Linked DNA regions of Homo sapiens: all the other regions are linked to region 1. Evidence: chromatin loops called from intact Hi-C (ENCODE). Cell type or tissue: GM12878. All regions are shown on one strand. Links, peaks and the distances in the headings refer to the core of each region. The heading gives the core; the rest is flanking DNA.

Region 1 (7,992 bases), core at 1,974-4,473:
CAGCTTCCAAGGCTGGCTCTCCCCTGGCTCAGACTCTGATGAAGTTCTTGACCACCAGGGTTAATGGAGTCCGCCTGACACGGCAGGTCTGGCAGGGGCCCCCAGGGGGATGTGCCCTAGGGAGAAGGAGAACCTGCTTTCACACTCAGAGGCTGGGGCAGGGCTGGAGGAAAGTGGCCCCCTTATTACAACTGGGATTTGAGTGAGTATGACTCTGATCATCCTAAATCATTGAGACTCTATCCTGGTGAAGCACTTCCCTCCAGTCAGCAGGCCGAGGACCAGATGGGGGCAGTTGGCCCAGGGCTATCAGACACCACTGGATGGAGGCCCACACTGGGTAGATGCACCTTCCCCCAGGCCCTCAATCAGCCCCTTGGAAGCTTGGAGAGGATCCTTTAGGTGATGAATGGCCAGGAGAGAGAAGCACATGGGAAAATTCCCTCTCACTTGGCATAGATCTCCACTGCTGCAGAGGAAATACTGCAGGCAGACTTCATCACAAACCTCAGGGAGGATTTATTTGCACCAAGGGAGGTGGGATTGTGTCCTGTGTTGTAATTAACATCAATGAATTTCTCTTTAAGTCAAGAATTTTTGTTGTTATCAAGCCTTTTTTTAGATTAATCTGAAACCCCCAAAAAGAGGAGATAATAGAAATTTCCCTATCTTACATTCAGAAAAATGTGATACATGTAGTTTATGTGAGAAGATAGAGTCAAGGAGAATGTGGAGTGAGGTAGGGGTAGGATCCCGTTAAGTAAAAATGAGGAAGTAAAGGTAATATATGTAATCAGCATTTATTATGTGGGTACCTACTATGTGCAGACGTTATAGTAGGGAAATTTACACATCTTTTTTTCTTTAAAGCTCTGTGATGTTTTTTAAGATTGTAATTATTAACCTTGTTTTAGATATTTGGAACTTGAAACGCTAACAGGCTAAGTATATTTCTAATATGACAAAGCTAATAGGTGTCTAATATGACAAAGATAATAAGTAGTATTTGAACACATCTGTCTGAATCTACCTCATAAAAATAAGGAATACTGTGTCCAACCCCAGGCCTAGAACATGTCATCCCTAATTCTTTGATAATTCATCTCTAGCCATCCTTCACATTTCAGCTTATACACTGAACTTCTGCAATTTTTTTAAATGGAACTTCCACAATTCCCCTGAACACTTTCTTCATTTTCCTCATTGCAGTGGGGGATTTTCTCCTTAGTTGTGTAAGGGTTTTTTTGTTGAGTATTTGTTGGTGATAATATCTTTTTTTTGTTTTTTTGGTTTTTTTTAGATGGAGTTTTGCTCTTATTGCCCAGGCTGTAGTGCAATGGCACAATATTGGCTCATTGCAACCTCTGCCTCCTGGGTACAAGTAATTCTCCTGTCTCAGCCTCCAGAGTAGCTGGGATTACAGGCGCCTCCCACCACGCCCGGCTAATTTTTTGGTATTTTTAGTAGAGACAGGCTTTCACCATGTTGGCCAGGCTGGTCTTGAACTCCTGACCTCAGGTGACCTGCCCTCCTTTGCCTCCCAAAGTGCTGGGATTATAGGCATGAGCCACCACACCTGGCTGATAGTATCTTTTTTTGGTGATTGTTATATTCTTAATGACCAGCCTATGACAAATAAGCATGTCCTAAGTGAACGAATGAATGACTGAATGAATGAATGACAACTAGGTAGCATTGATGATCTAGAGTCCATACTTGGCCTTAATAGTGCTTTTGTGCATTTTCAGAACTGGTTATGACTGTCATACAAGTCAGGCTTTGTTTTCTAATCCTGTCCCGGGAAAACAAAATCCAGTGTTGATATTGCCTAGACATCTCCCTCAAAATATCTAATGTACATTTCATCCATAAAACATTCCCTAGGCTGGAATTCTCATTCATCTTCATTCCTCACTGTGCATCAAGTCATATTATGCTCAGCTATTAGTAATATATACCCACAGTATTAAACATATAGTTGGATAATCTGTTATATTATTTACATAATAGAATTGTGGTGGGCATAAATGTTAATAAATAACAATGCAATATTATTAGTGATCACTTATACTTGCAAAATGATAAATTATTCAGGAGTCTCTTAATTCTTGAATGTAATATTATATTAAATGGAAACTATCGAAGGTATATTTTATTCAAAGCAGACTCGCAACATTTGTACTTTTGAGAGGTCCAATCATCTCACTCTGACTTTATGATTAAAGGAGCCTCGGTGTCACAGAGATTCAAGTTAACTCTGTAAATCGCTGAGGACATTATGAGTTTTCCCAGAATGTCCTAACACTACTGTGTTCACAGAATACTTATTTGAAATGTATGGGAAATCAACTTCCAGGGTTTCTCAGAGGTACTTAAAAGGGGCACTCAGTCACAAATGTTAGAAAGAGAATTTGCCAGATGACCACAGCATATGTTCCAGTGATTTCCACAATCTGGAAAATTATTTTCAGGTCACAGAACAATTTTGCATGGTTCTAGTCTCAAAATCAGAGTTGGTGGTTGAGCACCAGAGAATACTTTTCTCACACTGAAGTTTTGATGGGGAGAGATCTAAAGGTTTCTGAACACTCACTACCTGCCATGTATTTCACTTCTTGTTTTCTTTAATCTTTGCAACAACTCTGAGCTACAAGCTTTAATGCACACGCTAGCCCTCATTCTAAAGCCAAGTAAACAATCCTAGAGCCGCTGAGTAGCTCTTGCCGAAAGGTCTAGAGAAGCGGCAAAGTAGACACTCAAACCCAGATTTACCTTGGGTCAAAACATATGCTCTTTCCACTCCATCCCATGCCAAACCAAGGAAACAAATGTGCCTTTTCCATTATTTTCCTTTGTCAATATTTTGGGTGCTATTTTCTTTCCATCATAAATATAAATCCAACTTCTGTTGTATGTCAATGACTGTGTAATATTTGGGGAAACTGTGGGAACAATCAAGATTCGGTGTCTTCTTCCGTGAACATTTAAACAATTTAAAAACTTAGATCTATTCACTTACTATTTTTCTAAGTGAAGTTAGACTTAACAGGTTTGGCTTTGTTTCTTTAACTACAGCACTACACTGGAGCTGAGCTTGCTTCTGGCCATGGAGTGATACCCCTATGATTCCACTGAAATTACTTTTCCCAAAGCATCCAAACCCCTCAGGTCCAAGGCTGAGACCTGGCTTTCTGAACTGGAGTCCAGCTTTGCAGAGTGACAAGATTTCTGTTTTACTGTAAGGTTTGCACTCCCTTGAATTTTCACTAAACTTCTGCTTCCTAAGCCAGAGGTGCTGCCCCAGGGACGCCCGGGAGGCCTGGATGCAAAGCCCCTCTGCCACCTGGTGACGGGCATGGGAACTGCTCCATCCTGGAATTCTGGGGCCTGGAACAAAGCCTGACCATGATTTATTTTATTATTTATTTATTTTTTTGAGAAGGAACCTCGCTCTTTCGCCAGGCTGGAGTGCAGTGGTGTGATCTCAGCTCACGGCAACCTCCACCTCCCAGGTTCAAAGGATTCTCCTGCCTCAGCTTCCCGAGAAGCTGAGACCACAGGCACGCGCCACCATGCCTGGCAAATTTTTGTATTTTTAATAGAGACGGGGTTTCACCATGTTGGCCAGGATGGTCTCAATCTCTTGACCTCATGATCCGCCTGTCTTGGCCTCCCAAAGTGCTAGGATTACAGGTGTGAGCCACCACACCTGGTTTATTTTTTATTTAAAAAAAAAATTTTATTAATTTCATTTAATTGTATTTGTCCTCAGTGAAGCAGCACTGTCACCCTGGGTCTTATTTTTGGGAAAGTCTCAGTGTCCAGGTTACATTGGCTAAGTCCTTGAGTCCATGAGGAAAGTCAGTCTGAGGGCACTGGCCTCACTTTTTTCACCTTTGGCTTTCTCTTTCCTCCTGTCAGTTTGCTTTCAGAACAGTCCCTGAGAACGTGAGAAACTGCGAATTTACCTTTATGACCAAAATACATTCTTAAGCTTTGGTTTACAAATGGAACCCTTTGGGAAACGACAAAAGAGAAGTGAAAGTTCTCTTAAAGAAATCTCTCAGTCTTCGTGTTTAAGATTCCCCTGGCTGAATGAATGGCCACCACTGACAGAGCTGTTTCTAGATTACCTCCTCGCCTCCTTTCTCCAGATCCAGGTGCTCTCACTTGACTCTATATTGAATGCACAGACTTGGGGAATACTCATTAGACTTCTCCGAGTCTAATGAGTGGCTAATGTTAAGAACCACTGTGAGTCTAGGCCCAGAATACTAAAAACAAAAGGAAAAGGCTGTATCAATCACTTGGATTCACTCTTGTTTGAGGGAAGACAACTAATTAGAAAACTTTAGAACAACAAGATTCAAACATGGTAACCCATGTTTGAATTAATTAAAATCTGAATTAATCTAAGATTATTAGCCCTAGTTCATAATCAAATAGGTCTTTAACATACTATACTAACTTTAAACATTTCAAGTTCACACAGTTTCACACTACAATTTTTGCATTTCTGAAAATTTATATGAAAAAAAGAGTATAAAATGGAAAAGACCTTTAGATCTACCCGAGTTCTCACTTAAACAGGTCTGATGGATTGCAAGTAGAAATGATAAAAGAAGTGGAGGTCAAGTAATCATGGGTGCTTAAGGTCTTGAAAGTATCTAGAATATGTTGCCACCTTTATAAGGTTTCTGGTCTTTGCATACTTAACACATTTTGAGTTCTACAGAGTTTGGCTTTTCATTTTATTGCATTACTTATTCCACAAAAACACTTAAAATAGGTACTTATTTTTAACATTTTTTCTACTAATAAATAAAACATTGTATTGATAAAAACGTGTCACAGTTTCTTTTTCAAGACATCCAGGGAGTAAAGAGGGTGCACGTGAACAAAAAAATTCCACCAAAAATACAAATGACAAGTGTATTTACAGATATTCAGCCATCTTAAAAGAAGCATTTATGGGGATTGTAATGTTAAATGCACACAAGATGAGAAACAAATATCAAAACTGAAGAATTCATATAGAAATGGCAATTAAACAGATGGTACCGGGCAACCAGGCCCAAAGTTTAGTGGTCAATATAAGTCATATACAAGTTAACGTTAATCAGTTAACCAAAATTATAATTAAAAGTGCCTTCTAAACAATACTTCAACTGAAAAAAAAGAAGAGAGAGAGAGTGGAAAAAAAAGGTGTGGATTTCCTCAAGATGGCACATTATATCCATGGACTAGTTCTGCTGAGTTTTATTTTTTTTTTAGAGGCAGTCTCGCTCTGTCGCCCAGGCTGGAGTGCAGTGGCACAATCTCAGCTCACTGCAAGCTCTGCCTCTTGAGTTCACTCCATTCTCCTGCCTCAGCCTCCCGAGTAGCTGGGACTACAGGCACCCGCCACCACGCATGGCTAATTTTTTGACTAGAATTGCACTGAGCGGGGGATATAGGAAAAAGATCCCCTTGTCGCCCAGCTGACTCTGGGGTATTGTGGGTAACATTTTTCCCCAAAGATAAGAAGTTACTGGATACTTCCTACTTAGTTACCTGTGACTGGAAAGACGTGTTTCGTTCTGGTTTTTACATTTTTTTAAATGGGGAAGAAAACAGTAGAAGTACATTTTAGATCTCATCCATCTCTCTGAGAACAAACAAATAGGCCAAAAAATAAAATTCTCCAAAAAAATAACCCCAATAACTAAAAGATTCTGAAGGCTAACACACTGGACCTTCTCTGCCCCGTGTTCTAGTGGGAGAGGAAAAAGGTAGAGAAAATGGACAGAAACCAAAATTTATTGAACAGCTGAAATGTTCCAGACTCTATGCTAAGTTTCTCATGCTCATGATTTTATTATGGTCTTAAATCAACCTTTTGAAAAAGGTGTTATCTCTGCCTCACAAATCAAGGGATTGCGCCTCAGAGAGGTTAAGCAACTTGCAAAATGCCTCATAGTCAAAATGCAACAAATCTTTTATTTGAAACCAGATCGGTTTCACTGATGTTCACACTGCATGCTCTATGCTAAGATTGAAGGTGGAAGAGGAAGAGAGCAGGACATTTGTAACAAAAGTCCCCGTGCTATGTTACTGTTTGTCTCAGATATTGATGGGTTCCAATCCCCTCCATACTGCGTGCGTGACTTTTGTTTCCCTGGATCCACACCTCATTAAATACGTCATAGCTCCTTGGAAGGTGAGATCATTACCATGCCACACATTTGTAGATCCTCAGAAGATGGCCTTGCTTGGTGCGGCTCAGCAAGCGATGAGCACAGCCAGTGGGTTGGCTGTCAATTCCTTTCTTTTTCAGGATAGACATATTTTACTGTAAACCTGTCCATGTCATTGTTGTTTGAATTCGTGAAAAGCTGGCGCCCCTGGCAAGCGAACTCAGGAGGAAACACTGACGATGTCTCCTCCTCCCATTCTCATGCTGCACCAGAGGAGGACCTGGTGGAGAAAAGTATAGACTGAGACCCTCCCGGGGTTGAAACGTTGCTGTTGAAACCTTTTGTTCTACCTTAGTTTCCACATGACATAATCCTCTCTCCTCCAGCATTACACTTAGAGATGAGTTGAACAGAGAGAACCACATTTTTTACCCTTCTGTTGTTCCATTGTTAACAAAAATTAAAATGCAATAAGTACCTATATATTCCCATAAAAATGTGAAACTTGGAACAAGAAGAAATTTCAAGGCAGAAAAGAACACACACTTGTGTTGACACGGATCTGAATAAACAATGACTTGCAAACACACACTCTGAAATAGCAATTGTGACAGCCTATGATGGAATCATGGAGTTGCTAGAGTTGCCCTTCTGGCTTTTTCAAAACTGTTAAAATTGTACTAACTCTTTTTTAGTTCAAGTTAGTAATCTCTATCAGAAAGCTTTGCCTTGTACATTCCGCAGGATTGAGAAGCTCATCAGGGTTCTGACACATCACTCTATGGTACCTGCGAGAGAACTCACCACACTGCAGAGGAACCATGAGCTTCTTCATCAGTTTCTCCCACAGTCTGAAAGTATCTGTGAGTTTTTCTAGTGCACGGTCAATCTTGTCACCTTGAAAATGTTCAATTAAATGTGTATTCAAATGAATGTCAAACTAAGGATCATCTTGGGTTTTATTGGATTTGTCACAATAGATACCAAACTTAATAGGAGAATTTTTTTAAAGATATTTTGGAAACCTTTGCCACTTACCCAGGCTTATACTATTGCTTGCTTTCCTATAACATCTAAAATGATACGTATACTACATATTTTGACCTTAAGTGCTGAAACATTCAGTTTTTCATTGACCAAATGTATGAGATTAGAGTTAAGAAATACATTTTTAAAAAAGGGTCCTAGGATTATCAAAGCCTGGGAATCAGCCACCTCATCTGAATATTCTGCTCTTTGCTAAGGAGGGTGAGGCTGAACAGAGGGACTCAACTGCAGAGATGTACTCAGACCAACTACCTTCCTAACCTCTGTTAGGAAGGAAAGCATCTCTGTAATAGACACTTTGTCCAGACTCCTGAATTTGATCAATGTGGGTAAGAAGATGACTAATCAATGAGAGCTGAACAAAAGGCATTTTATTATTCAAGACTGTGATAAGATTTTCCCACTTTTAAATGAAAAAAAAAACTCAAATAATTTTAATCAAAAGGAGATTTGTATACCAGATTCATTTAAATTTCTGACTTAAAAAAATTCTACTGGAATTTGATATAGAGAAAAGTCAGGGATATATAATATTGGCATAGAGTTAGTAGAGAGTTAAAATTCATTTTTTAGCTGCACTATCTGCCTAAACTGCCCTTAACAAGATCATTTTTTATACATGAAATTTTGCACCTCATTACCCCTAATTACATCCTTTTAACGGCATTCTTTGAAAATGCAGACTGAACAATGTAGGATAGAAAATACTTATCTTTCTTCTATTCCTGTTAATTGTTGAGTCTTATTCTTAAATCTGACTTCATCTTTT
Region 2 (7,992 bases), core at 2,027-4,526, 170 kb before region 1:
TCAGTTTTGGTTTTATCCTCTTTCTTCCTTTCCATCTTTAAGCATTAGAAAGGTGGGCTGCCAGAACTATGTCTCAAATGCCTCTGCTCATGATTCTCTTGACTCCATCCCCAGTTCATGATCACCATCTTTTATCTGGGGGGAGCAACAGCCTCCTTCCTGGTCTGTCACCTCGTCCCTTCTCTGCTCAACAGAGAAGTGTACGGAAGCATCTCCATCTGCCTGAATGCCACCCCAGCACATGCGCATGTGCACACACATGCCCTTCACAACAGATGTCTTCTACATTCTGTTTAGTTCTTAATTTAAATGCCCTCTGCAGTGGGTTAGACTATGCCCCCTGAAAGATATGTCTATGTCCTAGACCTGAGAACATGTGTATGGGACCTTACTTGAAAAAAAGTGTTTTTGCAGATATAAACGAGTTAAGGATCTCAAGATGAGATCATGTTCCATGATCCAGTTGGGCTCTAAAACCAAGGGAAGTCTCTTTATAAGAGAGAGAAGACGCACTGGAGGAGGTCACATAAAGATGGCGGTAGAGGTGCAGAGGGGGCATCTAGAAGGAATGCTGGCAGCCTGCGGAGCCGAGAGAGGCCATGGCTGGATGGTCCTCTAGCGTCTCCAGAGAGATCTGCTGACGCCTTGATTTTGGACTTCTGCCTTCAGAACTGTGAAAGAATAAATTTTTTTCTGTTTAAGCCATCAAGGTTGAGGTAATTTGTTGTAACAGCCTCAAAACGGATACACTATCTTCTCAGGAATGCATTTACTGGTCATCATGTCCTAAGAGCTGTGACCTCCATCGTGTTCTCCAAGGCAGTTTCCATTACCGAAACATCATTGGTTTCTCTTTTTTTAACTTTTGCTTTAAGTTCAGGGTTACAAGTGCAAGTTTGCTACATAGGTAAACTTGTGTCATGGGGGTTTGTTGTACAGATTACTTCATCAACCAGGTGTCAAGCCTAGTACCCTTTAGTTATTTTTCCTGATCCTCTCCCTCCTCCCACCCTCCACCCTTCAAGCCAGGCCCCAGTGTGTGTTGTTCCCTTCTATGAGTCCATGTGTTCTCATCATTTAGCTCTCACTTATAAAGTGAGAACGTGCGGCATTTGATGTTCTGTTTCTGCTTTACGTTAATTTGCTGAGAATGATGGCCTCTAGCTCTATCCATGTCCCTGCAAGGACATGATCTCATTTTTTTTAATGGCTGCATAGTATTCCGTGGTGTATATGTACCACATTTTCTTTATCCAGTGCATCATTGATGGGCATTTAGGCAGACTCCATGTTTGTTTTTTTAAATAGAATATTTGATATTTTTCTAATTGTAATTAATTTTTTTTTCAAAATTGCCAGTAAGCACCATAGAGGCAAGCAGCTTGCTTAATTAGTCTTTAATGCACGTCTACTCTTGGACACATTGTGATCACTTACATATTGTGGAAAGAGAGGATAATAAAAGACAGAAGACAAAGATGAAAACGGAGAAGAAGGAAAGAAAACATTAAGTAAGTCTGCTCTTCGATGCATTCTTTTCTTCCGATTAAAATTCTTACCGTGACTTCCAGGTGATAAGGCCTTATAGAGCAGAGTACATGTCTACACATCTCATTAACAAAGCTGATTTTGTTTCCCTTTTTTTCCCTTTTTGTTTTTATTACACAAGTAATATTTAAAGCATTCTACCATAGTTGCATCAGTGCACACGTATGTTGGGTAAAGCTTAAAAGTCCCCCTGACCTTCCTTGACCCTCCCATTTCATGCAGGTTTTTATCCTATTTTATACATTTACATACACATATGTATAAACATATGTGCAAACATTTCATAGCATTAATAGGAACATGCATATAAAACACAATTTTTTCCCTAAAATGTGCTTTTTCACCTAATAACATGAATATGCATTTTTTGATCAGCACATACAATACGAATACCTCATTTTTAGTGGCTGCATGACTGCATTTGTCCAAGGTAGAGTATTACCATAATTTATTTTGCCATTTTTGCATTAATGGACATTTATAATTGCGCTTTACTATGATACCAAATGTTGCAATAGATATCTTTATGCTTAAAACTTCACATTTTTAACAATGTCCTTAAAGACAACTTTCTCGATGTCTAATTATTAGATAAAATGGAATTTAAATATTTGATGGATAATGACAGCAGTCAATAAATATTTTTCCAGCTTATGCTTTTATCAAAATTATATGAGAATGCTTGTTTTTCATATTATTGTAGTGCTTTATAAACTTTTTTCATCGGTTAGATGAAAAAAAATCAATTGATTTAATTTGTTTTTATTTGATTACCAATGATGTTAAGCTTTTTAATGTGTGAATTGGCCATAATATTTCTTCTTCATTTATTGCATGTTCATTTGTTTTGCTCCCTTTTCTATTAGTTTGTGAATATTTTTATTATTGATTTGTAGGCACTCTTTATGTATTTTTCATCATTCCAATGGTGCGTTATATTAATGTATTTCATATGAGAACACTTACCTTTGCAGGAGATGTTAACTACAGTTGCTCTTTGACTTACAATAGACTTACATCCAGATAACCCCATCATAAATTGAGAATATAGTGAGTCAAACATCACAGCTTAGCCTCAGCCACCTCAATCATGTTCAGAACACTCACATAGCCTATAGTTGGGCAAAATCATTTGACACAAAGCTTATCTTATAACAAAGGGCTGAATACTGTACAAAGATGGGCATTGTGTAGACATTATGGGGTGCAAAATCACAAAACACAATATCCAGAAGATGCTGGCAACAGAGCCCACTGTAGAGTATTGGCGGTATAGCCTCTTGCTGGCAGGCAGATGGGGAGCTATGGCTCCCTGCCACTGCCCAGTATGTCCATGAAGTCTCCTATCCCAGAAAGCAGACCAACATTCAAAATTCAAACTGTGGTTTCTACTGAATGCATATCACTGTCACACAGCATAAAGTTGAAAAATTGTAAATCAAACCATCATGAATTGGGATCGTTTGTATATACCTAAAGTTCTGATTTTCTTTCCATTCTTAATTAATTTTCACTGGTATCAAACTCCTGTGTTTGCTGTGGTTTGTTTTGACTTGAAGATGAGGTGATTGGTGATAATGACATAGATGTTATTAAACTCTCTGTCAAGTGATCTACCTGTAAAACCAGGTGGACACCTGAATACAGGTTGTAACAGAATTGAACCAGTTACATGGGACCACAAGGGGGAGGTGTTTGACCTTAACTGTGAGAGAGGAAATTTTATCTCCTGACCCCTAATTGAATGACAAATTGAAGACAAAGCACGCCCACCTGGCTGCTAGCCTGGTTAACATTTTACATTTTTTCTCTCCTTCATTGGAGTCACAGGCCCTAATTTAATGAAATAATTTAACAGAACAAAATGACTGCAGGACATGTTTTAAAATGTAAACCACGTCATCTGTGGCCTAGATCAGCATGACATCTGCCAATCTGAAGGACACGGAAGGTAGATATGGCGGGATATATTTGTGTATATGTTTATTTAATACCTTTTAAGCTGTCGTCTAATTCTTATCTTCTCCAGATACCTGGACAAATGCAAAGAAAGCATTCAGCTGAGTCAAAAGTGCAGAATTATTAATCAATCCTTGAAAACAATAGGCTCTTTGGCCCCTTTGGTGGGCTGAATTCTCAGGATCGCAGAAATGAAAAATTGTGGTGATTTGGAGGGCATTAGATTCTTGTGTGGCTGACTTTATTTCAACTTCATGTTTATTCTGTGTTACTGTTGAGCAAAGACAAAATTGCCTTGGAAGGGTACAGCGGTTCTGTCATGTGAGGCTCTCTTAATTGCTAATACCATTCATTAATTAGAAGAGGGAGAACTAGTGTTGGAGGCTCACTGGGGACCCAGCAGGTTTAGGGCTACCTAGTTTAGTATGCTAATGACGACTGCCTCTCCTAATATGCCAGTCAAAAGTGACTCCCTTTAATCTGTCCTGAACTGTGTGACAATCTGAGCATACAGTGACAGCTGCAGAGGCAGAACGCTGTATCCCACGCAGAGGGGCTTGGTGACTCTGGTTGGAGTCCGGGGGTGGGGGTGCCTAGGACACAGGAAGGCAGGAGCCTGTGAGAACAGAACCAGGCCAGCTCTCACATTCTGGTCAGAAATGACAAGGTACACATGTCCCTTTAGACTCTCATGAATAGAAAAACCACAATGGCCTGATTTTCCCTTTTGTCTCAGCATCAAATCCTGCAAGAAGACCCACCCAGATTTGAAAGGAAGGTCTGCGGTGAATAACTGAAGACTTGAACTCCCCTTATATTTCACTCAACACTCTGAAAAGTGTGTTCCTCCCAGGAGGGACTGCAGTTTGATCCAGTGATGTGTTCCAGAATGTTTCCTAACTTGGACTGCAATCAGATTTACTTCTCCTAAGTGCCTCGTGCTTGACGGCATGGGCATCTCTGTAGACAATTTAGCTGGGAGCATAAATGGTTCAGGGGAGATCAATTATCTGATTAAGGAACAAAAGCAGATGGTGACCTGGTTATGAGGCATTCTCAACTCACCCTGAGTTTGTTTGTTCATTTGTTTCCCACATCCCACCTTTGAGGAAAATCTTCCCTTCCACCTTTTCATAAAACACAGCAAATAATTGTGGTTTTTTTCCTTCGGAGTGAGGGGTGTGGGGGATCTGAAAGGGTCACCCGCTTTACATGTGTCATTGCAGATGCGAGAAATGCATTAAGCGTTTTTAGAAGAATGGACACTGTCGAGGCCCTGACAGTCTGGTGACGATTTGTTTGTGTTGGAGTAACCAGTAAGTCGGCCGTTAGTCTTTGACTAATCGCTCCTGTCAGCTTGTTAAACATTAAAAACAAATGCACGCACTGGAGAAAAGCCATACCTCTTTTTGAGATAGGGAGTCAGCTTTTGGGCTCTTTTCAATACATGTGGTCCTTGAGGTTGTGCGTTCCTAATTGTTGCCTTCACACCTACCGTGAGGAGCCCTTCGTAAGGCAGAGTGAGGATAGAGGTGTTGAACTTCTGACCTGCAAGCCAGGTCCAGCCTCCAACCTGGTCCCCAGGTGTACACATTTCTGGCCATTGATGTTACAGCACAGAAAACAATTTTCTTTCTATGAGCTGCTCTGGTTATTCTAGTCATAAAAGTCTTTAAAGGTTAGAGGAATAGAGAGCCTTTCAGGATCTGCGAGCAGTGTTTAGTCAGATAATTAACTTCTCAAAGCAGTAGGAACAAGTGGATGCTATTCAGACGCGCACAGTCTAATGAAAACTTACTTTATCCTTTGATTTTTATTCTCTTTATTTTTATTCCTCTCCTTTCTGTCTGCATTTCACCTTCTTTGTCATCTCTTTAAATTCTCTCCTTTCATCAATTCTATTCTATCATTTTTTTGGTTCCTGTCTGTAAGTTGTGATCTCCCTCCCCCATCTGCTTAATGGATTATACATATATTCTGATTTACAGACATCTGGGCATAGCTTCTCACGCATCTAGGTCTCTCCAGGAGTCTATATCAAGGAGATATTTTACCAGATGACTTGCTCATTCCAAATCCGTAAACGTCTATTAATTACATTTGAGGTAATTCCACAATGTTTAATATAATAATGTTTTAATATGCATTATTGAAACTAAATATGTATATTTTCAAAGGAAGTTTTGCGAATGTTTCACCTATCCAGATCTGTGCTACCAGGGTAACACCACGTTCTTAAGGGCCTTTACTCTGAAAAACAGCTCTCTTCTGTAGTACGACTACTTCTTTTCAGGCTTAAGTTTATTGAAATTAATCAACTGATGTATCTGTGGTGCGTTTATCCTTGTGATGCCGTGTGGAGCCTTTTTTCGCATCTCAGGAGGAAAGATTATGGGTCGGCAGAGAGAGTCTTCACAAGAACGGTCTATAATTCAGATGCAAACCTTGCGCGTGGCCTTGGGAGTGCTTTCCTCTGTCTTGGGGGTGGGATTCCTGAGCAGAGCCTGGCCTCTGTGCTCTGGGAAGACACTGTGCTCTCAACTAGGCTGGAGAATTTCAAACCCACTGCCAGAGCCAGATTCAGGGACAGCCCACCAGGGCCGGCTTCTGGAATTTTATTGAATATACACTTTCTAAAAGCTGTTTTTCTTTTTTGAGATGACTTTTAACCAAAATGTCACTTTTAAAAGCCAGTTTCAATGATCCATCTATCATCAAGTTCCCACTGCAGATTCCAGAGTGCCTTTCTAGACAAACTAAGATAAATACATTCACTCAGAGCTCAGGGTAGGGCTCCAGGAGCAATCAAATCAAAAGGATAAAAAGTCTCAAAACTGAATCTGTGGAATAAAATTCCAGGGGAGATTCATGAATTCTACGAAGAACACTCTCAGGTTCCCATATTTTGGGGGATATTTAGGGACATTGAGTAAGCTACAAGCGTCATAGCCATGCCACACTGGAAGACCTACAAGAATTGAGGAAATAAACACAAGAAAAAGTTATTCATGGCATATTTTAAATAAAACACACCTAATTTTATTAATGAAAGTTAAAGTGTCCAAGTAGCCATTAAATCATTGCAGAAAGGTGCTAATATACATACAGGATTTTTAAAGTTAAATCTATAAATTGGCTATTATAATATCTTTAAAACAATCAAAAGAGAAAATATGTCAAAAGATTGGTTTTAGAATAACTGGGTAAATTTAGGTTCTGACATTTGAAAACAAATCTTAACAAAGGAGATATTTATGTTGACAAATGGAAGGCAGCCCTTTACGATAAACATTTTAACAATGCTTCGAACATCTAGTGTTTGTTGTTGTTGTTGTTGTTTTGAGACAGAGTCTCGCTCTGTTGTCCGTTCTGGAGTACGGTGACGTGATCTCAGCTCACTGCTGAGAGCCTCCCGGGTTCAAGCGATTCACCTGCCTCAGCCTCCCGAGTAGCTGGGATTACAGGCGCCTGCCACCACGCCTGGCTAATTTTGTTGTATATTTAGTAGAGACGCGGTTTCACCATGTTGGCCAGGCTGGTCTTGAACTCCTGACCTTGTGAACTGCCCACCTCTGCCTCCCAAAGCACTGGGATTACCAGCTTGAGCCACCGTGCCTGGCCCAAACATCTAGTGTTTATCCTGTCCAAATTTTTAATCTCTGTACCGATGAGCTATAGATATTTGTGACAGAAAATTTATTTCCTTATTATTATATTCCTTATATTATTTTCCTTATTTTAATACCCAACCTACTTCAGTCATTTTAAAAGGAAATCTTGGTGTTAATTATATGGATGCATAGATGCTTTCATTAAAAATATGTGGTGTTCTGGGCTATCACCTCATATCACTTCTAAGGAAATCCCTATGTGATTTGCTTCTTTTTGCATAAGTGGTGTTCCTAAAATGTATTTTATTTTATTTTATTTTGAGATGGAGTCTCACTCTGTCTCCCGGGCTTGAGTGCAGTGGCGTGATCTCAGCTCACAGCAACCTCCGCCTCCCAGGTTTAAGCAATTCTCCTGTCTCAGCCTCCTGAGTAGCTGGGATTACAGGTGCACGCCACCATGCCTGGCTAATTTTTGTATTTTTAGTAGAGATGAGGTTTCACCGTTTTGGCCAGACTGGTCTCAAACTGCCAACCTCAGGTGATCAGCCTTCCTTGGCCTTCCGAGATGCTGGGATTACAGGCCTGAGCCACCATGCTCGGCCCCAAAATGTATTTTCTAGAGCACTGCTCTCACTAGGTATTTGGCAAAACAAGTATCCATATTCTTTTTCCGCTGCTTGCTACTTACACAGTTTGATACCTGGAAATGAGTAGCTGCAGGTAACGGAATCTAACATGGGGTGGATTCTAAGTGAAAGAAGTAGGGGAAGTAAGGAATCTCTTTCTCGGAAACGGACTTTGGAAATCTTTCTTATGCCAACACAATACAGTTGGCCAAACTATAGTCTGTAATGGTAATGGAAGCTTTAGTATT
Region 3 (7,992 bases), core at 2,027-4,526, 130 kb after region 1:
GAGAAAAAAATGTAATATTAAATTATAAAGCAACACTAAGCTGCATACTGCATAAATGCAAGACACAGTGGGAACATAGTTTCTCTATAAATTTTAAAATACATGGATGAGTGGCCAGGCACAGTGGCTTATGCCTGTAATCCCAGCACTTTGAGACTGAGGCAGGTGGATCACCTGAGGTCAGGAGTTTGAGACCAGACTGACCAACATGGAGAAACCCCGTCTCTACTAAAAATACAAAAATTAGCCAGGCATGGTGGTGCATGCCTGTAATCCCAGCTACTCAGGAGGCTGAGGCAGGAGAATTGCTTGAACCTGGGAGGTAGAGGCTGCGGTGAGCCGAGATCACACCATTGCACTCTAGCCTGGACAACAAGAGCGAAACTTAGTCTCAAAAAACAAACAAAAAATACATGGATGGGCAAATATATACCAAACTGTGGCAACAAGAAAATGGGGATGGCAATACTGATAGCAGACAAGTTGAATTCAGAATCAAGGAGCGTGATGTTTATAATTTATTCTCCAATGGTTTGAGGGAAAGAGAAGAGAGTGTTGCAAAACCATGAATCTGAAAATGAAAATTTAGTGAATCTGAATTTTCTTGCAAGTTTTCTCTAAGGTCAATATTGTTTTATTATCAAATATAAAGCTAATATGATGTTTTGAAATTTTGACAAGGAATAATTTTGGAGTTCATGCAGCATAATGAAAATTTGGAAATTGGCAAATCTAATAATGATATCTCAGGTTTATTTTTAAAATGCTATTAAACGCTTAAAAATTGTGCTAAGTGCTGTGTATTCTCTGCCTGGAGCATTACTTAACAATCCCTATACTTTCCTGGCCCTTTCACTCTGCCTTGTGTTGGCACCTGCTGTTTCTGAGCTCACCTGGATCTTGCTTCCCTCTTGGTATTGTAGTTATTTCTTTCTATACATCTCCTTCTATTAAATGAAAAAAAATTAAAAGCAAGTCCACTTTGCATTTTTGCATCCTCATAGACTAAAGCAGTACTTTTTACCTTATGCGTATATGAGAAATATTTATAGAAAGAGCAGAGAAAAGTGGCCCATGTCACATAGAAATATGAACTGAGTAGGGATTTGAAACCTGGCTCTCTAGACAGTAGCTCTCTAGACAGTAGCTCTCTAGACAATAGACTGTACAGGTTGTGGGGAGTAAAGAGACTGAAGCCTGGGGCCCTGATGAGATCACATTTTCTCTCTGTTGCTCTGATGTTGGGCAACATGTTTAGCTTTAATAAGCCTAAGCTTCCTCCTACGCATTGTGGATACAATAACACCATTTTGTCCTATGTAAATGAGTTCAAATTCAATGCTGAGATCTCTTCTAAGAGGTAGATGTATAGCAGTGAATGAAACACAAACAATATATTTGTGTGTACGTATATTTGTGTGCATGTGTATATGTATGCTGTGTTAGTCCATTCTCACATTGCTATAAAGCAGGGGTGTCCAATCTTTTGGCTTGCCTGGGCCACACTGGAAGAAGAATAATTATTTTGGGCCACACATAAAATTCACTAATATTAATGATAGCTGATGAGCTAAAAAAAAAAAAAAAAAAAAACTCATAATGTTTTAGGAAAGTTTACAAATTTGTGTTGGGCTACATTCACAGGTGTCCTAGGCTGCATGTGGCCTGTGGGCCACAGGTTGGACAAACTTGCTATAAAAAAAAAATACTTGCGACTGGGTAATTTATAAAGAAAAGAGGTTTAATTTGATCATGATTCTTTAGACTGTACTGGAACCATGATGCTGGCATCTTCCCAGCTTCTGGGGAGGCCTCAGGAAACTTACAATCGTGGCAGAAGGTAAAGGGAGAGTAAGAACTTCACATGGCTGGAAAAGGAGCAAGAGAGAGCCAGGGCGGAGGAGCCACACACTTTTAAACAACTGGATCTTGTGAGAACTCACTCACTGTCATGAGAACAGCACCAAGCAGATGGTTCTAAACCATTCGTGAAGGATCCACCCCCATGATGGAGTCCCCTCCCACCAGGCCCCACCTCCAACATTGAAGATTACATTTGACATGAGATTTCGGTGGGGACATGGATCCAAACAGTATCACATGCCAAACAATGATGAATGTTAGGAAGAAAAGTCATGCAGAGTAAAAAGCTAATGAGTACCACGGAGCAGGGGGCACAGGGCGGAGAAGCCCTTTGGATTGGATGGTAAGGAAGGAACTCCCAGATGTCCAGACTGGGATGGCTTCAAAGCTGGGACTGGAACAGCATGAGCCTGAGGATACACAGTGGAAGAGCCTGTGTTCAGAACAGGTGCAAAGGCGAGATCACGCAGGTGAACTCCCATAATCCCTGGAAAAGAAGCAACACAGGAGGCATTAGATAATGTCCTTTCCATTATTTGTATGAAAAACAAAAGTGTGTGGGAAGAATGAAATTGATTAAATACACAGTGTCTGACATACTAGGCACCCATACATGACTGTTTTCATTTACTTAAAGTGTGTGCTCCCTGGATATGTGTGGCGGATCGTGCATCGTAAGGATATTTCTTTTGTTGTGTGCTTTGGTTACGGAGAGTCGGTGAAAGTGAACAGGAGTGTGAGGTGGTGGTGGTACAGTTAAGACTCGAGACATCATAACTAGTTTCCTCCCTTTTTGCTTTACATTAATGATACATTCCTATAGACCTATCCTTGTAACAGATAACATGGCATTTTACTAAGCCATGTCCTGCTCCTCCTCCTGCCAGTGGCCTCAGGAGAAAGGAAAGATGAGACCGTGGCCTGACTTCCCTGGGGAGGGGACCTCTCAGCTGTTGCCTTGAGGAACAACAGCAGAGGGAGGGTAGATCAGCTGCCTGGGGGCAGACTGCGTTCACCATGACCTCCCTGCTGGGGGGTGGGTTCAAGTGGAAATAGAGAAGAGAAAGTCAGCTTCCCCCACAGCCCCACCCTAGGAGCAATGAACTGTGCAGTGCAGGGCACCAAGAAAGGAAGGTAGTGCAGGTAGTACTAGCCAGACAGGCTCAGGCCACAGTGAAGAAACTTGAGCCCTGTGGTTGGTTACAGGACGTGAGCAAGTCACTTCCCTGTCTCCCCTTGTTTTTCCTGTCGATGAACTGGAAATCATTTGGCCAATCTTCTTAAAATCCCTTCCACTTTTGAAAAATTTGTCACTCTGGCCTGTTTTAAAAATAACATGAGGTCATGGACATGGGAGTTTGTACAAGAGAAGTGTCATGTGGATATACAGTAGGACATGCTGTTCTCTCCCTGTGACCCCCTTTTTCAGAAGCCTTTTTCTCATTGACAAACCATCTTTCACAGGGAGTCCACGGGCCCTCCTGGTGAAGGGCTGTGCCATCCCGGGGGCCAGCAGCTTTTCATGTTCCTGTCACTGTTCAGGCTTTCTGTCTCTCTTGCTTTCTTGCTTTTCCTGTAATATAAAATAATATAGAAGAGGTTTTTTAAAAAAGAAATCTATCAACTGCTAGGTACCTACTGAATATAATTTCTGCTGTAAAGGTAAAAAGAGCTCTGAAAAATAACAGATGAACATAGACCTAAAGAAATTCTCACCTGCCATTAAATCTCCACTCAAAATCTATTTAAGGGATTTTTGCTAATTTTTTAAAACTTTTTAAATTTATCTTTATTTATAAAATAATAAGTCATTTTGGATGGAGAAAAATTATAAAACAGACTGGTATAGGTGTTCCTCAGAAATAGCTTTCTGTCCATCCTCACCTTTTGTTAGTTGTAATTAAAATTTGTGCATAATTTGTAATGATGGCTTCTTTTGCATCAAAATGTTATTGGATAGGATATATTCAGTTGTTCTTTTGTGTTTGAACCTCAAAGTTATTTCAAGTAAACAAATGTTGTTGATAAGATCTCTATGAGCATCTTCCTTTACCTGGTTTTGTTTTTGTTGTCAAGCTTCTTTCCCAGTAGTGCCAATTGTCAGGGTCCCTGCAGTGCAGAGGGGGGTCAATTTCAGCACAGCTTTTCACCATTGGGCACCTCTAAACTAGAATGATTCAACACATTAAGAGGCATAAAATACTACATGTCTGTCTTTTGCTTTTAAATTGTGTTTTACTTCATCACTATCTAGACTAAACTATTTTTCGACATAGGCTTATTTCTTATCTGTATCACAAAATCAGAGAATTCTGTGGGAGCACTGAAAGGGGAAAAAGAGAAGGTGTATGGAGTACCTTTTATTTTCTTGACCAACAAATTAATCCTCAGAAAATCACAAGCTCAGGCCCTCCCCTGCTCGGAAGTTACACACTCAGGTGGTTCATTTCCACAGCACTTGTGGGAGGAAGCAAAGATGGGCCTCTTGATAGCAGGCAGCAGCAGGAAGGGATTTCGAAGAACTGAAAACCAGAATCACGCTTCCTAGGAGTTAATGACAGAGACAAGGCATTTCAGCTGCTTTTTAGAAAGCTCCTTTTGTATTAACATTTTTAAAGGGTTATAACACCAAATTATTTTTAATAATACTTCTTTTGACAAAATAATAATCATATGTAGAGAGATTTTGGATAGAGGAATCTCATAATAAACCTCTGACAACTCTTGGCACTAGGACATTCATTCACATTACTGTCTAATGCTAAGGTAGCAAAATGTCTGTTAAAAGCCTTATTTTTCACCCTGAATACATTCAACTCATGTGAGTATATTGGAGTGTATCACATCTTCCCCACAAGTCTCAAAATGCCCTGTTGTTTGTGTCAAAGAATCTGACCATACTTTGGCATCTGATGGTGATATGCCAGGCCACACTGTGTCTCTGCTTCAGAGGAGATGGATGCCCTGTTCTTTCTCCTGGGTGGCGGGCGTGGGTGGGGAGGTTATATTTGTTAATCATCCTCTTCTTAACAGATTGTGCCTGGGGCTACGATAGGAAAGAAGGCTGGGATCCAGATGGGGCCAGCCTCAAGCATTTCCCAAGTAAGTATAATAGGACATCAAGGACTCCACTAGCCCTGAAAGACCATGTCAGGAGAAGAAGCCAGTGCTTCAGTCTAACTGGGAAGTGACGGGTGAAAGGATGAAGACCAGGACCCTTAGACAGACAAAGCGAACACACACAGATGCAGGAAAACAACAGCTGCATCTCCAAGAAAGGACTTGGTTGTGCTCCCTCTAACACAACACAACCTTTTCCTTCCCATAGTGTGCACTGAACTTAGATGGGCTAAATGCCAGACTTTGAAGAATCCAACACATTTCTTTGCACACATAAGCCCTCAACAGTCAATGGCTTAGTTAATCCTATTTTTACTCTCACTAATTATTGCTGGAATCAGAATTCTTACATCAGCACTCCTAGCACCTTCCTCCAGGAAGGTCCACTGACAGGGGACATCATAGCCAGGGACGTATAACCAGGAGCAAGGAGGGTTAACTGAAAGATCCAAATGTTTTGTAGTTTAATCCATGAGAGCCTGGCACTGGGTCCCTCTCCTGGGGAGTTATCTTGTCTCAGGGGCCAGAGCTGGAGGTTCTATGGGCCAAGGTCCTTTTCACCTGACCACTGCAATAGGCCCAGCCAATATTGGACTCCATTTTCTTAGCAAAGCATTTATTAAACCAGCTGATGAGTAAAAATTTATCATTCAGGGAGTATCTTTAAATGAAGAGACTTTCCCCTCAAACATGCTGGGAGAGTAACCAACCTCTTCCATGACATTTATTGGCACTCATCCAAAGCGAAAGAGTGGTGGAAAGGGAGTGAACTTTCTCATCACCTACTATGAGCCAGGGGTTGTATGGAAGAGTTTGCAGAGGTTATTTAATGTTATCATTAAAACATAGCTGGTTAGGGGTTATTATTGGAGTTCTACTGGTGAAGAAATTAAAGGTAGAGGAGATAAATTCACTTTTCCAAGGTCACCAGCTATTGAAGGGCAGGTCTGAAATTTGATCTGGTTCTGGTATTCAAAAAAATCATTTTCTCTCCTTTTTGCTGTTTGCTTAATGACAATTTTACTCCATGGACAGATCCCCAAGCTGAGCCCTTATCCTCTCTCCCCCAGGTATTCCTATGTGCCTCAGTGGTCACCACGAGCTCTTGCTGCTCTCCTGAGACCCTGGCTCCACTTCCGAATGCCTAACAGTGCTAGACAATGTCAATTCTAGCTCATATTCTCAACATGCTGGCCCCACACCCACCCTCACAGATAATACAGTCACCATCTCTCTTAAGTGAGAAGAACTCCTTTCTGCTTTCATGTTGAATCCTGCATATTGAGAATAACTATTAATCATCATGCAGTTGTTAAATGCTGCCTTTAAGGTGAGAATGCCACTACATCCTGTAGATGATAGGAAGATGTTTAAGAAACTGGGCTTTGACTAAAAGACTGAACGCCACCCTTAGTGAGCTAGATCTTATTAATTGTCTGACTTGGAGAAAATCTCTTCACTCATCTGAACTTCATGTGTAAAATTAAAAATAATTCCTGCCTTGCAATTCTGCCATGAAGAAATAAGATGATGTATTGAATGTGTCCAATACTATATATAATGGATTCTCAATAAATGGAGCAATTCTTGCTATTATTAACATTGATTATTTTTGGCAAAATATTAATATAAGTAGTATGAAATATTATTGCAGGTTTAAGTTGGGGATTTAGACCAGAGAACCAATACTAGAACTCTTTCTCTCTGCAGATGACTGACTCTCTGTCCCATTCTTTTCCTTTCTAAGTCCAAGACTCTGCTTCCTTTCCCCCCTCTTCCTTCTCCCATCTGCCCAGGCTCCATGCACCTTCATGCTTTGATCCATACCTGCCCTGCTTGCTCCAGCAACATGATTTCCATGTGTTGTCATTCTCCCTCTCTCTCTCTCTGTCTCTGGTTCCTTTCTTAATTTTTAGTTGTTTGCCTAGATGTATGGGACAGAGGGAGAGAGAGACTATCTCAAAATGGCTTTGTTTAAACTTTACTCCTATGCTATAAATACTTTCCAGTAACAGTAAGCCTTGAGATCAGAAACTCACTGGTATTTATTTATAGGCACAGGGTCTCCCTGTGTTGTTCAGGCTGGTCTCAAACTCTTGCCAAGAGATCCTCCCACCTTGGTCTCCCAAAGTGCTGGGATTACAGACATGAGCCACACTCAGCCCCGAGATGTGTCTATTTTCCAGGGAATTACTGAACAATATCCTGAGCCCTTCCGGGCTGCACTCATCTTCTCATTCATCTTAGCACCTTAACCTTGTGAAAGAGGCTCTGCATGATTCTGGACTTTACTCATTGCATTGCGTTAATTGCCCCTGATATGTTGTCCAGTTATGAGATGAATTTTTACCTCCTTGAGCTTGATTAGAGAGCAGAATACAAGAAGCTCTATCTGAGTGTTGCCAGAGTCTTCTGAAGCCTGGAATTCGTGAACCACAAAACTACTTCTCATTACAAAATGGGAAAGCTGAGTTGATTAAAGGTTGGCTGCTAGATCTGAGGTTGGTTTGTTCTGCAATTTTTACTGATATTTAGGTCCTCTGCCTGAGAGGCGTGGAGTACAGCGACTTGGAGTCTCAGTCCTGGAGTCAGAGAGCCTGGGTTCCTAATCTAGCCCTACATGGTATTAATTGAAATCGTCTTGGGCAAGTTACTGAACTTCTCTGGGCCAAGTGTTCTCATCTGTAAATGGGAAAAAATGGTTTGTAGAGTTGTCCTAAATATGAAATAAATTAATACTTAGATCATTTAGAAAATGGCTGATGTAAGACAGACTCGGTAACGATGAGCTGCTCTTATTGCTGTCACTACTGTCGTGGGTAATGGCCAGTGAATGTTCAAGAGAGAAGGTGTAGGGATCTTCAGAGTTGTGCTCAGGTTCCTGAGATTATTTGAAGGGGCTGGGTGTGTTTCAGGGTTTATTAGTTAGGGTACTTGGCGCTAACTGCAGAAGCAAACGGACAAAACCTCAAAGAGTGCAGTAAGGGCTTGTTTTCTCTCACGTCGGAG

Evidence for each region. Hi-C counts contacts between places; a loop is a spot of excess contacts. Peaks named below come from ENCODE experiments on the same cell type or tissue, not always from the same donor. Only the 100,000 strongest peaks of a DNase experiment are listed, where the experiment ranks them.
Region 2: a loop joins it to region 1, with 9 times the contacts of the local background. A loop is called at or near these places in 13 of 110 quality-filtered maps.
Region 3: it touches region 1 in a loop (4-fold over the local background); 3 of 110 quality-filtered maps call a loop at or near these places.

Annotation. Positions count from the first base shown.
Region 1 is chr2:6,348,454-6,356,445 of GRCh38, reverse strand. No RefSeq gene overlaps it. Among named protein-coding and RNA genes, the nearest start is that of LINC01247, 23 kb to the left of the region's middle. RefSeq lists an enhancer at 4,031-4,150. In GM12878, for the core only: a CTCF peak has its summit at 3,339 (motif pointing left); DNase peaks (open chromatin) are centred at 2,555 and 4,005; H3K27ac peaks cover 2,500 bases.
Region 2 is chr2:6,521,643-6,529,634 of GRCh38, reverse strand. It overlaps LOC107985845 (a long non-coding RNA gene), which reads right to left. Exons shown (of 3, transcript XR_001739267.2): 3 at 6,051-6,475. Among named protein-coding and RNA genes, the nearest start is that of LINC01824, 30 kb to the right of the region's middle. In GM12878, for the core only: a CTCF peak has its summit at 3,226 (motif pointing right); a DNase peak (open chromatin) is centred at 3,334.
Region 3 is chr2:6,219,392-6,227,383 of GRCh38, reverse strand. No RefSeq gene overlaps it. Among named protein-coding and RNA genes, the nearest start is that of LINC01247, 150 kb to the left of the region's middle. RefSeq lists an enhancer at 3,104-3,303. In GM12878, for the core only: no CTCF peak of the experiment used is centred there; a DNase peak (open chromatin) is centred at 2,983; H3K27ac peaks cover 388 bases.